2 separate regions of the Homo sapiens genome follow, and region 1 is linked to region 2. A link is a contact called in ENCODE Hi-C or POLR2A ChIA-PET data. All regions are on one chromosome and are shown on one strand. The core of a region is the stretch at or near the end of the contact, and the rest is flanking DNA. Distances in the headings are between cores, read along the strand shown. Region 1 overlaps DLEU1 (deleted in lymphocytic leukemia 1). Region 2 holds the start of EBPL (EBP like).

Region 1 (6,219 bases), core at 2,686-5,185, 820 kb after region 2:
GACCGCTGTGCTAGCATGAGCGAGGCTCTGTGGGCGTAGGATCCTCCGAGCCAGGCACAGGATATAATCTCCTGGTGTGCCATTTGCTAAGACCATTGGAAAAGCACAGTATTAGGGTGGGAGTGACCCAATTTTCCAGGTGCCATCTGTCACCCCTTTCTTTGACTAGGAAAGGGAATTCCCTGACCCCTTGTGCTTCCCGGTTGAGGCGATGCCTTGCCCTGCTTTGGCTCACACTGGGTGCACTGCACCCACTGTCCTGCACCCACTTTCCAGCACTCGCCAGTGAGATGAGCCCAGTACCTCAGTTGGAAATGCAGAAATCACCTGTCTTCTGCATCGCTCACGCTGGGAGCTCTAGACTGGAGCTGTTCCTATTTGGCCATCTTCACTATAAAACCTTTTGAATACAAGTTTTATTTTTCTTATTTCAGATTTCTTATTTCTTATTTCCTTAGCAAAGTCCAAATCCTTTTTTTTTTTTTTTTGATACAGGGTCTCACTGTTGCCCAGGCTGGAATGCAATAGAGCAGTCATGGCTCACTGTAGCCTTGACCTCTTGGGCTCAAGCAATCCTCCCACACAGCCTGCTGAGTAGCTGGGACCACAAGTGTGTGCCATTATGCCTGGCTAATTTTTAAACATATTTTCAGAGATGAGGTCTCCCTATGTTTCCCTGGCTGGTCTCAAGCTCCTGAGCTCAAGCCATCTTTCCTCTTCAGCCCCCCAAATTGTTGGGATTACAGGCCTTAACCACCTTGCCCAACTCAGTTTTCAATATTTGCTAACCACTTGTATTGTCTCTTGAGGACTATATGTTCATATCATTTACATATGTATTTATCTTTTGGATCCTACAGCTTTATTTAAATATTAATTATGTGACTTAGTTTCTGTGACTATTTTTTTCCCATTTGTTGAGTAATTTTTAAGATTGTTTAGTCTCTTATGAATGGAGTAATTTTTTATTTTTATATACAAAATCTATAAATCTTCTAGTTTGTGATTTCTCCAACTTGATTTTAAAATGTTAGATTCAATGACATAGAAAAAATTCCTTGAGCACAAAGCTGATTTCTAGACCTTAGAGTAGGAGCCTACAAGGGTTTTCCCTCTCTTTTATCAAGTTGAGAGAGAAGGGAAGATGACACATGGGACTGGTATGAGGGCCTTTAAAATCAGAGCAACCAATGCCAGAGAGATTGATGGTATTCTTGAAGGGAGTGGGAGGAGGCAATTAGAACACTTAGGTTAATTGCACTGGATGGATAAGGAATGGCAAAGTGGAGTGGCCCAGCCATGGCATTCCACCTAGTTAGGCTGCAAATGATCACACCTGAGCTACTCTGCTGTGTCTCTTCTTCCCTACTCAGGGAAATCTCCAGCCCTCTCTGGTTCCCACCCCCAGCTCTGTAGTATTACTATAGTGTCTGTAACATCAGCTGTAGCTGGGCATAAAATGATGCAACACCAGCCTGTCTCTGCTTCTCATGGGTTCAGGAAGTGGTCTTTCATTTATCATCGACCACTTAGTACCAGCCACCTACCGTGAGAAGCAAAACAGACAAGAAGGAAAGAAATGGGCAGATTGGGGATATATTTTGAGGGTATACTTGAGAGGATTTGTTGAAGGATTGGAGGTAGTGTATGAGAAAGATGAACAAGGATGTTCTCAAGACCGGAGCAAGAAGTTGCCATATCCTGAGATGAGATAAGTAGCAGGAGAAGAAAGTTTCAAGGGTGGTAATCAGGAGATCAATTTCTGCACACATTAGGTTTGATAGGCCTTGCGATGTCCAAATGGAGATACATGGGCCTGAAGGGAGATTATGGGGCTGGAGTTCAGAAGGGAGATCCAGGGTGGAGATTTGTCAACAAATAGGTGGATGACAGCATCCAGGAGACAGAGTGACTAGAAAAGTAAAGAGGATGGAAGAATGAGTGCTGGGACTTTCCACTGGCACATAATTTAGAGGGCGAAAAGACGAGAATAAACCAGCAAAGGTGACGGGGGAGCAGCAACCAGTGAGGTAAGGGGAAAGCCAGGAGAGTGTGGTGGTATCCTGGAAGCCAAGGGAAGAAAGTTTATCAAGCAGGAAAGAGTGATCTGCTGGGTTAAATGCCGCTTAATGGTAAATATTGAGTGTCAACTTGATAGGATTGAAGGATGCAAAGTATTGTTCCTGGGTGTGTCTGTGGGGATGTTGCCAAAGGAGATTAACATTTGAGTCAGTGGACTGGGAGGCACAGACCCCACCATCAGTCTTGGTGGGCACAATCTAATCAGCTGCCAGCACAGCTAGGATAAAAGCAGGCAGAAGAATGTGGAAGGACTAGACTGGCTGAGTCTTCTGGTCTCCATCTTTCTCTTGTGCTGAATGCTTCCTGCCCTCAAACATCAGACTCCAAGTTCTTGGACTCTTGGACTTACACCAGTGGTTTGCCAGGGGCTCTTGGGCCTTTGGCCACAGACTGAAGGCTACACTGTCAGCTTTCCTGCTTTTGAGGTTTTGGGACTCAGACTGGCTTCCTGGCTTCTTAGCTTGCAGATGGCCTATTGTGAGACTTAACCTTGTGATCATGTGAGTCAGTTCTCCTAACAAACTCCCCTTCATACATTCATCTGTCCAATTAGTTCTGTCCCTTTAGAGAACATTGACTAATACAGTGTGACAGGTCAAGCAAGTGATAGGCTGAGAATTGACCTCTAGATAGAGCAAATTATTGGAGACTTTGATAAGAGCAGTGTCAGTTGAGTGGTGAAGGCAAAACCCTGAGACATGGGTTCAAAAGAGGATGGAAGGAGGAGAAATTGGGGCTGTACAGAACTGGGGCATAAAAATGGCCTATATCTGAAAATAACTCCAAAAATTTATTATTAAAATTAATTTCATTTGTTTCTTTTTAAATTTTTTTCATGTGGCTACTAGAAAAATTAAAATGACAGATGTGGCTCACATTATATGGCTACTGGACAGCACTGATATAAATTATGCTTTTCATAGTTTTATCATAAAGGGGACCAGAAGATGGGATGGTAGCTGGTGGTGAAGTGGGGTAAAGAGAAACTTTTTTCCCCTGAAATGGGAGAATTGCAGCATGTTTGTATGTGGGAATAATATAGTCAAAAGTAGAAGTTGATGATGCAGCAGAAGAGACAGGGGACAAATGATGTCCTGGAGTAGGTGAGTGCATTTGGGTTCCAGCGCATAGGTGGAGGGTGGCCGAAGGGTTATGGACTGTTCATACAGAGTGACAGGAGAGGAAGCAGAATGTGAGGTTTGCAAACAAAGGTGAGTATTTATGGACATGGGAGTGCTTGGAAGTTCCTCTTTTGTAATCTTAGTGACATAGGGAGCCAGTCTTCAGCTGAGAAAAGAGGATGGGGGAGGAGGTTCTCTTCTGACATACACTATAGACCACAGAATTTGGAAAAAAAAAAAAAAAGCTTGCTACTAGGTCACTTAGAAGACAAGGAGGGGACAATGTAGGGTGTAGGGTACTTCGGATTTGCTGGTGGTTCATTACCGGAAACAAAAAATGAAACAACCCATTGGAGACATGTTCCCACTCGGTCATCTTGTCTCCTTCGTTTCTTGGATCCCAGTTTTTTTGTCTGTCTGTTTATTTGTTTGTTTTATCAAAGCAGAAAATAAAAACTCCAATTCTCTCCTCCTCAGTTTGCTTGGTGTTCAACATAGTTCCTCCTGCTGCGGGCCAGCTTGGTTTCTTTAAACTTTAATTGCCACAAAAACGTTTGCACTCAGAGCCCTAAATCTTCCAAGTCCTCCTTTTGTGTTTCTTGTTTTCCTCCTCTTTTTCTGCCTTCAGGAAAGAAGTGAGATGATGATGGCTCTGTCTCAGCAGCTCTCGGGGGGACCTGCAGGCTGGGGAGGCAGCTTCTCTCTGCAATTTGGCCGCTCCTGGACTTGTTGCAGCCAGGCTTCAAAGAGAAACCACCGCTTCCTCCCCGAGCCCCACGCCAGCCTCAGAGGCAGCTGGGCCTATTGAAACATTCAAGTTTCACTTCAGGCTACTTTAAACATTTGCTTTATTCCAAAACAGCTAAACTTGGAGTTATTTTCAAATATAGGCCATTTTTATGCCCCAGTATATTGTGTGGTTTTGAAGGCTTTTTTCATATCATTAGCTGCAACCCCCAAAGGTTAAAAATAATGATTAAGTAAAATCTTTACACGGATTCCTCTGCTCCCTGGAGGGGACACTGGGCAGTGTCCAAACTGCCAGACAAGCCAAGCTGTGACAATAGTGACTTAGCTTGCGACTCTTAGGGTTGTCCAAATGATTATATTCTTGTGGGGAGGAACGTGAAAGGGGGCTGAAGAGAACAGTGTAAGACACAAATTTGGTTTGGGGTTTGGCGAGGATCAAGATTTTTAAAATGGCTCGTGTGCTGAATTCATTTTTTTTTTCTTGCTGTCTTAGAGTAACAATCACATAAACATACTCTGAGTTTATTTTCTGTGAAATAGTTGCAGTTCACCTTTCAGCTGATAAGCATCTGCCCCTAGAAAACCATAAAAAATGGAAGAGTTTACAAGAGGTTGTGAGTTGGCACAACCAGGCAGGGGAGGAGAAAGCACTTAGGACAAGTAAATATTTTACAGCACCTATATTTTCAGACTGTCGCTGCTTCCAAGGCCAGCCTCCTCTCGCTCCTGGCTCACTGCTCCTTTCCCTTACTTTTCCTGGGGCTTGCTTTCTTTCTGTCTTCTTATTTTTTTAATCTCAAAGTTAATATTTCCATTTAATTCTACCTGCTTCCTCCAGTAGTTAACATGCTAGTTAGCTATTTAAACATTTTATAGATTTCTCTGAGCTTGTCATAATTATTTTCTTGGCTGAGCCTTCTGGAGTCATTCCATGTCAGGAGACAGTCTGAAATAGAAAGACAGCAACTTTAGGGTGGGTGCAGCTGGGTTACACCTGTTGCTAAACAAAACAGGATTTATGAAAACATAAACTAAAACAAGTAAAGCAAATCAGAAAAAAAAGACAGTAAGCAGCCTGCCCTGGTAAATTGCATGCTTCTTTTACTGTTGTCCTCTTTGTGTGAGAGATTTGTTTGGGTTTTGGAAGGGACACTTCAATGCACAACCTCTGTAATCCTCAATAAATTCAGTTAGGGTGAAGCAAATCATACCAAGAGGAGGCTCCTAAGTCAAACAGAATGATTTTTTTTTTGGCGCTAAGGGGTGTTTGAATTTTGACAGCTTGTTCTACATTTTAACAATGGAAGCTATGATGGAACAAAACATATTTCTAGACATTGTTGCTTTTTATTTTTAGTGTAGGGTTAAGTGTTAGTGTTAAACATTTTTTGAAAATAAATAAATTTTCTCAATTTTTATAATGCTGAAAAATTAATGACCATATGGTAAAATACTCTGACTGTGGGTGGAATGCAAGGCATCGAAGGACATTACCTAATGGAGGTGGGCGTAGTTTTCCTTGACTCCATAAAGGATTTTAAAATCCAACTGGGCTTAATGTTCCATCTAAATCTGCATTCCATGGCATCATGTCGGTTCACCATAAAAATTAGAGAAAGTTTCTATTGATCAAGAAAGAAGAAAGAAAGAGAGAAAGAAAGAGAAAGAAAGAAAAAAGAAAAGGAAGAAAGAAAAGGGAAGAAAGAAAGAAAGAAAAGAGAGAAAGAAAGGAAGAAAGAAAGAAGGAAAGAAAGAAAGAAAAGAAAGGGAGGAAGGGAGGAAGGAAGGAGAGAGAAAAGAGACATAATTGCTCTATTGTGAAGATTAATCAACTTTATAAAGGAATAAAAATATTTCATAGGGACGTGGTAAAGATTCTTTTGTGAGGGTTTCCCACTTTCTGCTGGAGTGTATAGACCACTTAAGGTAGTCACATCAGGAAAGGGTGAGAACTTTGCCCTTGGACAACAAGAAGATTTTCTTTGCATTTTTTTCAAGAGGCCCAGTTTTTCAAGGGCCTATGACAAAAGTCTGGAGGTAATGAGAAAAGATGCAGACGTGATGATTAGAAAGCTGGTTCTCAGTGTTTGTTTAGTGAATATTAGATTGAGCTTTTCCAGCGTTTAACTCTTGCAGTTAAGAGTTAAGAGTGGTAAGGGGAGCACTGAGTGCTGATTCAAAGGCCAGATAGCATTTTGCAGCTGTGGGGCTACGCACTGGGCCCTGGCCAATGCACCTCATCCCTGCTTTTGCTGGATTTTAACAG
Region 2 (6,704 bases), core at 846-3,345:
CCAGGCTGGAGTGCAGTGGCTTGATCATGGCTCACTACAACCTCCACCTTCCAGGTTCAAGCAATTCTCCTGCCTCAGCCACCCGGGTAGCTGAGATTATGGGCACCGTCACCACACCTGGCTAATTTTTGTATATTTAGTACAGACGGGGTTTCACCATGTTGGCCAGGCTGGTCTTGAACTCCTGACCTCGTGATCCACCCGCCTCAGCCTCCCAAAATGCTGGGATTACAGGCATGAGCCACTGTGTCCGATATGTTATACATTTTTATATATATACATTCTGATATGCTATATACAGTTATACCCAGCCAATATGTTACACAGTTTTCTCTCACTGGGCCTAGCAACATTTTTGTTATGTTATACATTTTGTTATACATTTTTTCTAACCGGGCCTAGCAATCTGCTTTATCTCCCTTGTTCTGTGGGAAACCTTGTGTTCAAGTGATAGCTTAAAAATCAATTCTCGGCTGGTGGCGGTGGCGGTGGCTCACGCCTGTCATCCCAGCACTTTGGGAGGCCAAGGTGGGCAGATCATCTGATGTTAGGGGTTTGAGACCAGTCTGGCCAACATAGTGAAACCTCATCTCTACTAAAAACACAAAAATTAGCTGGGCGTGGTGACGGGCGCCCGTAATCCCAGCTACTCGGGAGGCTGAGGCAGGAGAATAGCTTTAACCCAAGGGGCGGAGGTTGCAGTGAGCCGAGATAGTGCCACTACACTCCAGCCTGGGCAACAGTGTTAGACTCTGTCTCAAGAACAACAACAAAAAAAAAGACAAAAAAAAAAAAAAAGAATTCTATAAATAAAGGAGTTGAGAGAAACATTCACTGTCCCTTATCTCTACATGTTGATTATCAGAATAAAAAGAATTCCAGCAACATCAGTCATGGGCACAAAGCCAACCCGTAAACATTTACAGAACTCGATGATTACCCAAAACTCGGCTTGCTTTCTCAATACTACTGACTTTGGCTTCACATTAGCCACAGGTGTGTCTAGAGTTAAACAAGGTCAACTTTACAAAAAAAAAAAAAAACAAACTGATACTTGGGCATAGTTTAAAAAAAACTTAAAAGTGTGTGTGTGTGTGTGCGTGCGCGTGTGTGGTGGGGGGCGGGGCATTTCAATATAAATGCCTTAAACACAACCTTCCTGGCTATTTTATAAAATGGGTTGAATCTCTAAGGACACATATTTCCTAAGACCTCGACTGATACACAGAGTGCAAACTTGGGAGCCAGACTAGACTGCCTCAGAATCATGCCAGCTGTGTGGCACTGGAAAGTCACCTAATTTTGCAGCGCCTACCTTCACCTCTGTAAAATGGGGAACAATAATAACTAATTTATGGATGCTGTAAAGATCTGAAATTTTAAACTCAGTAATGCGCCTGGCACACATTAGACACGGGTGTTTCGTTTGTCTTGGCAAAGGCTTCGGGTTTTGCGACAATAGCCTTGCTGCCTCCGGAGCAAGCATCTCTCCTTGCCCCCTCTGGGGCATTTAAAAATGACCTCAATTCTACTCTCAATTATGTCCAGTTCAACAGTTACGTGCAGGTTACAAAGCCGAGGAAGCTGAGGTATCTTCTAAACTAACATAGCACGTACAGAATTTTTTTAAAGTTTGGTGGAGGAATCGGCAGCACAAGGTAAGCTGCGCTCTGTTCACAGACCTGGGAATCAGAACTCCGGCCGCCGCGGCCTCCAGGCGCCTCTCAGCTAACAGACTTCCTGCAGCAGGGGGAGGGGCGGCCAGCTCGCTGCAAAAAGCCGCAGGACCCCCTCACCCCGCCTTGCCGCCCCCGCTCCCACTCTCTGGGATGGGGAGTGCAGGGTCTAGGCGATGGCACTTACCAGCGCGAAGTGCACCAGCGCGTCGTAGCAGAGCCAGATGAGCGCCCCGCGGTCCGCCGCCCCCTGCCCGCGGCCCAGGCGCAGGCCCAGGGCGCAGCCCGCCGCCAGCAGCGCGGCGCACAGCAGCAGCGAACCGCCAGCCTCGGCCCCCAGCTCCCACTCAGCGCCCATGCTTCAGGCTTCCGACGCCAACGGCCCAGGACCATGCGGCAGAGGAAAGCAGGGAGAGAAACGACGGGGCGGGGCTGGCCGGGAAGGGGCGGAGCCGGATGGCCAAGGAGGAGCGGAGCTGATTGGCCAAGGCGGTCCGGGGAGGGACGGGGCTCCCCGGCCGGGTCGGGGCCAGAGCGAGGATTCCGTGCCCGCCTCGCACCCTGGCCAGCCTGCTGAGTCCGGTGGTTTTGCCAGGTGCCGCCCATGGAGGTTCCGTAGAAGGAACGTGCTCACCAACTTGCGCAACCGCCTCGACCAAACCTGTTCCCAAACCGAGCCCAAAGGATTGGTAATAGGGCCACACCTTTTGATGTTGTTTCGCTTTTAACAAGGCTCAAACTTTAAGCCACAAAGTGAAGCCTAGGTAGTGGAAATTTTGCCAGTAGACCGGGGCAGAATTTTAGGGGCAAAAGGTTTTAATTAGGCTGCAGCAAGCCTTACCAGGGAGGCTGGGGGCCAAGGGAGTTTTCAGCCACCAGCCGGCTTAAAGCCTTTATGGCCTACTCTGACAATCTTTCCATTTCTTAAAAATCCAGAAAAGTAGAAGGGTGGGTGAGAGGAGCGGTAAGTCCTATTGGCTTGGCGATAGATGCGTTTAACCTGTGGCAGGCCAGGTTTCACTATCGCAGGCCTCCATCACAACTGCTTCAGCACTGAGTGGTTAAATTAAATATTAAAAGCTGAGGCCGGGCGCGGTGGCTCACGCCTGTAATCCCAGCACTTTTTGCCAAGGCGGGCGGATCACGAGGTCAGGAAATCGAGACCATCCTGGCTAACACGGCGAAACCACGTCTCTACTAAAAATACAAAAAATTAGCCGGGCGTGGTGACGGGCGCCTGTAGTCCCAGCTACTCCGGAGGCTGAGGCAGGAGAATGGCGTGAACCCGGGAGGCGGAGCTTGCAGTGAGCCGAGATCGCGCCACTGCACTCCAGCCTGGGCAACAGAGCGAGACTCCGTCTCAAAAAACAAAAAAAAAATTAAAAGCTGAAAGAGTCAGTGCCCATATACCAAAGTCTGGAATGTAACAAAAGCCCACCAAGAGTTTTGCCTAGGCCTTTCTTGGGCCTTGAAGCATGACAAGATAACTAAGGAATTTTTAACAGGACCCGTTTAGGATTAAACAAGTTTTATTGGGGGTCTGAAGAAACTCCCCAGGCCTCCAAAAACAAGTTTATTGGGAGTCTGGAGGAATTCCACAAGCCTCCATGATTTAGCAAGAGACAAAATAAGGGTAATCATCCCAGCACCCAGACCTATTTAGATTAAGTAAATTTACTGAGGCTCCAGAGGAAGGTCTTCAGGATTAGAAGTTGTTAATCACTTACGTCTTTAGATGAATGCACTCTTACACGTAGACATATAGCTTAGAAGGTATATACGCTCTGGAAAAACTTTGTAATTATGAGTTGGTCTGGCAATAATTTCCAGACCTTCTCCCTGTAACCGGTTGCAGAAATAAAAACTCTTCTTCCCCAGTTCATCTGCACCTCATTATTGGGCTGCCCAACCCCCAGTTTGGTCCGGGAACAAACCTACATTATTTAACATCACAACAACCCTATGAGGTCGGTGAAATAAGCCAGTCACAAAAACATACTTATGATTCCACTTACAGGAAATATCTAAAATAATCAATTTGCAGAAACAAAATAGAATGATGGTTACCAGGGGTGGGGCGGGGCGGGAGTGGGGGGGGGGCGCGGGGAAAAGTGGAGTGTTATTTATTCGGATAGTTTGATTTGCAAGATGATGTTCTGGAGATTGGTTGCACAACAACGTGAACATACTTTACTGAGCTGCACACTTAAAAATGGTTAAGATGGCAAATTTTATGTGTATTTTACAGTTATTAAAAAAAATGCTGGCACTGAACACAAGAAATTTTTCCCTTAGTCACTTCCTATACCATTTTTTATAGCAGTTAACACCAGATAGAATGATCCTTGTTTACACACTTATTGCTAATCTCCTGCCACTATAATGTAAGTCTTCAAGGCCAGGGGTTGTGGCTAGCTTTTTTATTGCTGTATCCCTGGCACCTATTACAGAGTTTGGCATATATTAGCTGCTCAGTTAAATAACTGGCGACTGAGTATGGTCAATCTAGCCACCTATGCTCTGGATCCTGTCCTGTAACTAACTTATCATCCTTTAGGGACCACTCGGCCCACCTCCCCTTCAGAGCAAAATAGAAACTTAATGAAAAAACTGATCAGATCCCCTGTCTTCATGTCTTGACCCTGCTCCTCAGTCCTTTCTACTCTGGTTTCTGCCTTATCACACTGATATAGCTCTCACTAAGGTGACTACTGGCCTCCACATCACTGAACCCCAAGAACAGTTCATTTTCTTAGTGTAGTTTACTTCTCAGCAGCATCCCAGCACTGAAATATTTTTCCTTTGGTTTTCTGAGAATACAGCCTCCTTAGCCATTCTGTTTCCTTTGCAAGTGCATCTTCCACTACAAATGCCTAGTGAATGCTGCAGCTCCACAACCCAGTCCTCGGCCCTGTTCTCACTCCAGACCCCAAATCCAGGCAGTCTCATCCTTACCCTCTGCTTTAATGACCAGCAAAACCTGCAGAGAACTCAAATCTCTAGCCTGGTCCTATTCTCTGGACTCCAGACCAGTATTTCCAACTGCCCTACTTGACAGTCACTTGGATGTCTCAATATAACCCAAACTGAGCTCATCACTTTCCACCCCAATGTCTGATTCTCCTTCCTATCTCATGTTACTTCCACTCATCAGTTACTACAACCCGGAAACCTAGAAATCATCCCCGATACTTCTCTCTCCCCAAACTTGGCATCTAAGGCATCACCAACTCCTCCTCAGCAGCCAAGTATTTCTTGATTCCATGCATTTCATGGACCTGTTCACCATCTCGTCTGTGCTTCACTCACTAATGTGACCAGCGACCTCTACATCACTAAATCCAAAGGACGTTTTCTGTCCTTAGCCTTACCAACTAGTGATCTTTATTAATCTATTATCCCTCTTGCTTAATGATGATCTTCATATAGAATACCAAAATCCTTTTTATGACTTACTAGACTGTGGGGTCTGGCCCCTCCCTATCTCTTTAGCCCTTTCCCATTCCCCTATTAATCCTCCTCTCCATTATAATCTTTCATCTAGCTATACTTGCTTTCTTTCACTTCCTCAAATACCCCATGGTGCTTCCCACAAGGCTTTGTACAGACTCTTCCCACTGCTGGAAAGCTTTTCCAGTCAATGTGCCCAATAAACTCCTGCCTTTTCACCACGATCAGTGAAATTTTGGCTGGCACTTTTTAAGGGCTCAACATTAGCCTGGTTATCACCTTTCTCAGTAGCCAATTTCCTCTAGTATGTGTATCATTGTATACCTCTTTTTTTCTAACATTTGTCAAAACTTGTCTTTTTTTTTATTCCTGTTATTTTTACAAGTATCCTGTGCCATAGCACAGTACCTGGCACGGGACAGAGTATTCAGTATTCGAATGTTTCTAAAGGCTTAGTCAGAATTCTTATTTATATAAGACTGAAGACATCGAAAGGATACATATGTAGAATGTGATCTCATGAGAAAAACTAGGCTGAAGTAAATATGAAATTTATTCTTATGTTTAGAGTTGAAAAGGGTAGATGCCCAACGATTTGGGTTAAAGAGAGCTGATGATAAAGAGGGTGTGACTTGATCACAAACCTAATTATGATGAAGCTGGTAAAATAACTGAAAGACTCCCCCCACATTAATAGAATCAAAAGTCCAGATAATGGAATGTTCCCATTCATTCCAAAGTACTCAGAAACCAGTCACACCACACTCCTTATTGTTGGAATCCTTGGAGTACATCACGCTGACAGGAACCAGGTCCAGCAATGACTTTATAATGAGAATGGATGAAATGCAAGGGGTGTTCGAGTAAAAGAAAGCTGATTTAAAAAATGGATGAGTCTCCTCTGCTATCTGGAAATAACAAAGTCTACTCCCAATCAAAAACAGTTAATTTACAATGATGGAAATTTAAGTTTCTTTCTCTTTTGAGACAGGGTCTCAACTCTGTGGCCCAGGCTGAAGTGCAGTGGCACGATCTCGGGTCCAGTGTATGGCAGCCTCAGCCTCCAAAGTAGCTGGGACTACAGGCATGTACCGCCAGGCCCAGCTATTTTATTTATTTATTTTTTTTGTAGAGATGAGGTCTCACTATATTGCCCAGGCTGGTGTCAAACTCCTGGGCTCAAGTGATCCACTGACCTGGGCCTCCCAAAGTGCTGGCATTACAGGTGTGGGCCACTGCACCCAGGTTAAGAAAGGATCTTGTAGCAAGCAAAGCTAGCCAATAAATACAAGCTCCCTCAAAATGAGTACCTTGTTTCTCAAGCTCTTCTAACTTACTCCTGCAGGAATGTTTCCATAAAATACCCTGCCTCAAAAATCAGATTTTATGTTTAAAATATGTAAAATGTATACTTTATAACACTTTGGCTTGTATTACCAATAAAACTTTTACTTACCACCTAGTAAAGTTGCTGTCCCACGAAAGTGTTCCTTATCTTATGGTTTCTCACACTATTTGGCACAAGGCCCCATGCATCTTTGGGTACCACAGTTTAAGGGAATTCCTCAAGAAGGTGTA

What was found. A loop is a pair of places that touch in the nucleus more often than their neighbours do. ChIA-PET counts read pairs that join two places held with the same protein, here RNA polymerase II (POLR2A). Pooled maps may share reads with other maps.
Region 1: a pooled map shows a loop between it and region 2 (3-fold over the local background). The contact joins the enhancer-like site here to the promoter of EBPL in region 2. A Hi-C loop is called at or near these places in 1 of 50 pooled maps. POLR2A ChIA-PET finds 5 or more read pairs at or near these places in 2 of 52 experiments (HepG2 and activated CD4-positive, alpha-beta T cell).

Annotation. Positions count from the first base shown.
Region 1 is chr13:50,508,781-50,514,999 of GRCh38, forward strand. The region is part of intron 5 of DLEU1 (deleted in lymphocytic leukemia 1); the gene reads left to right. Among named protein-coding and RNA genes, the nearest start is that of DLEU1-AS1, 16 kb to the right of the region's middle. Within about 2 kb of position 3,936, at least 33 of the 41 ENCODE cell types and tissues checked have a DNase peak (open chromatin) inside an H3K27ac peak, as active enhancers do.
Region 2 is chr13:49,689,391-49,696,094 of GRCh38, forward strand. It overlaps EBPL (EBP like), which reads right to left and starts at 2,096. Exons shown (of 4, transcript NM_032565.5): 1 at 1,864-2,096. The coding sequence starts at 2,034. RefSeq lists an enhancer at 1,391-2,388 and silencers at 1,852-1,991, 2,022-2,221.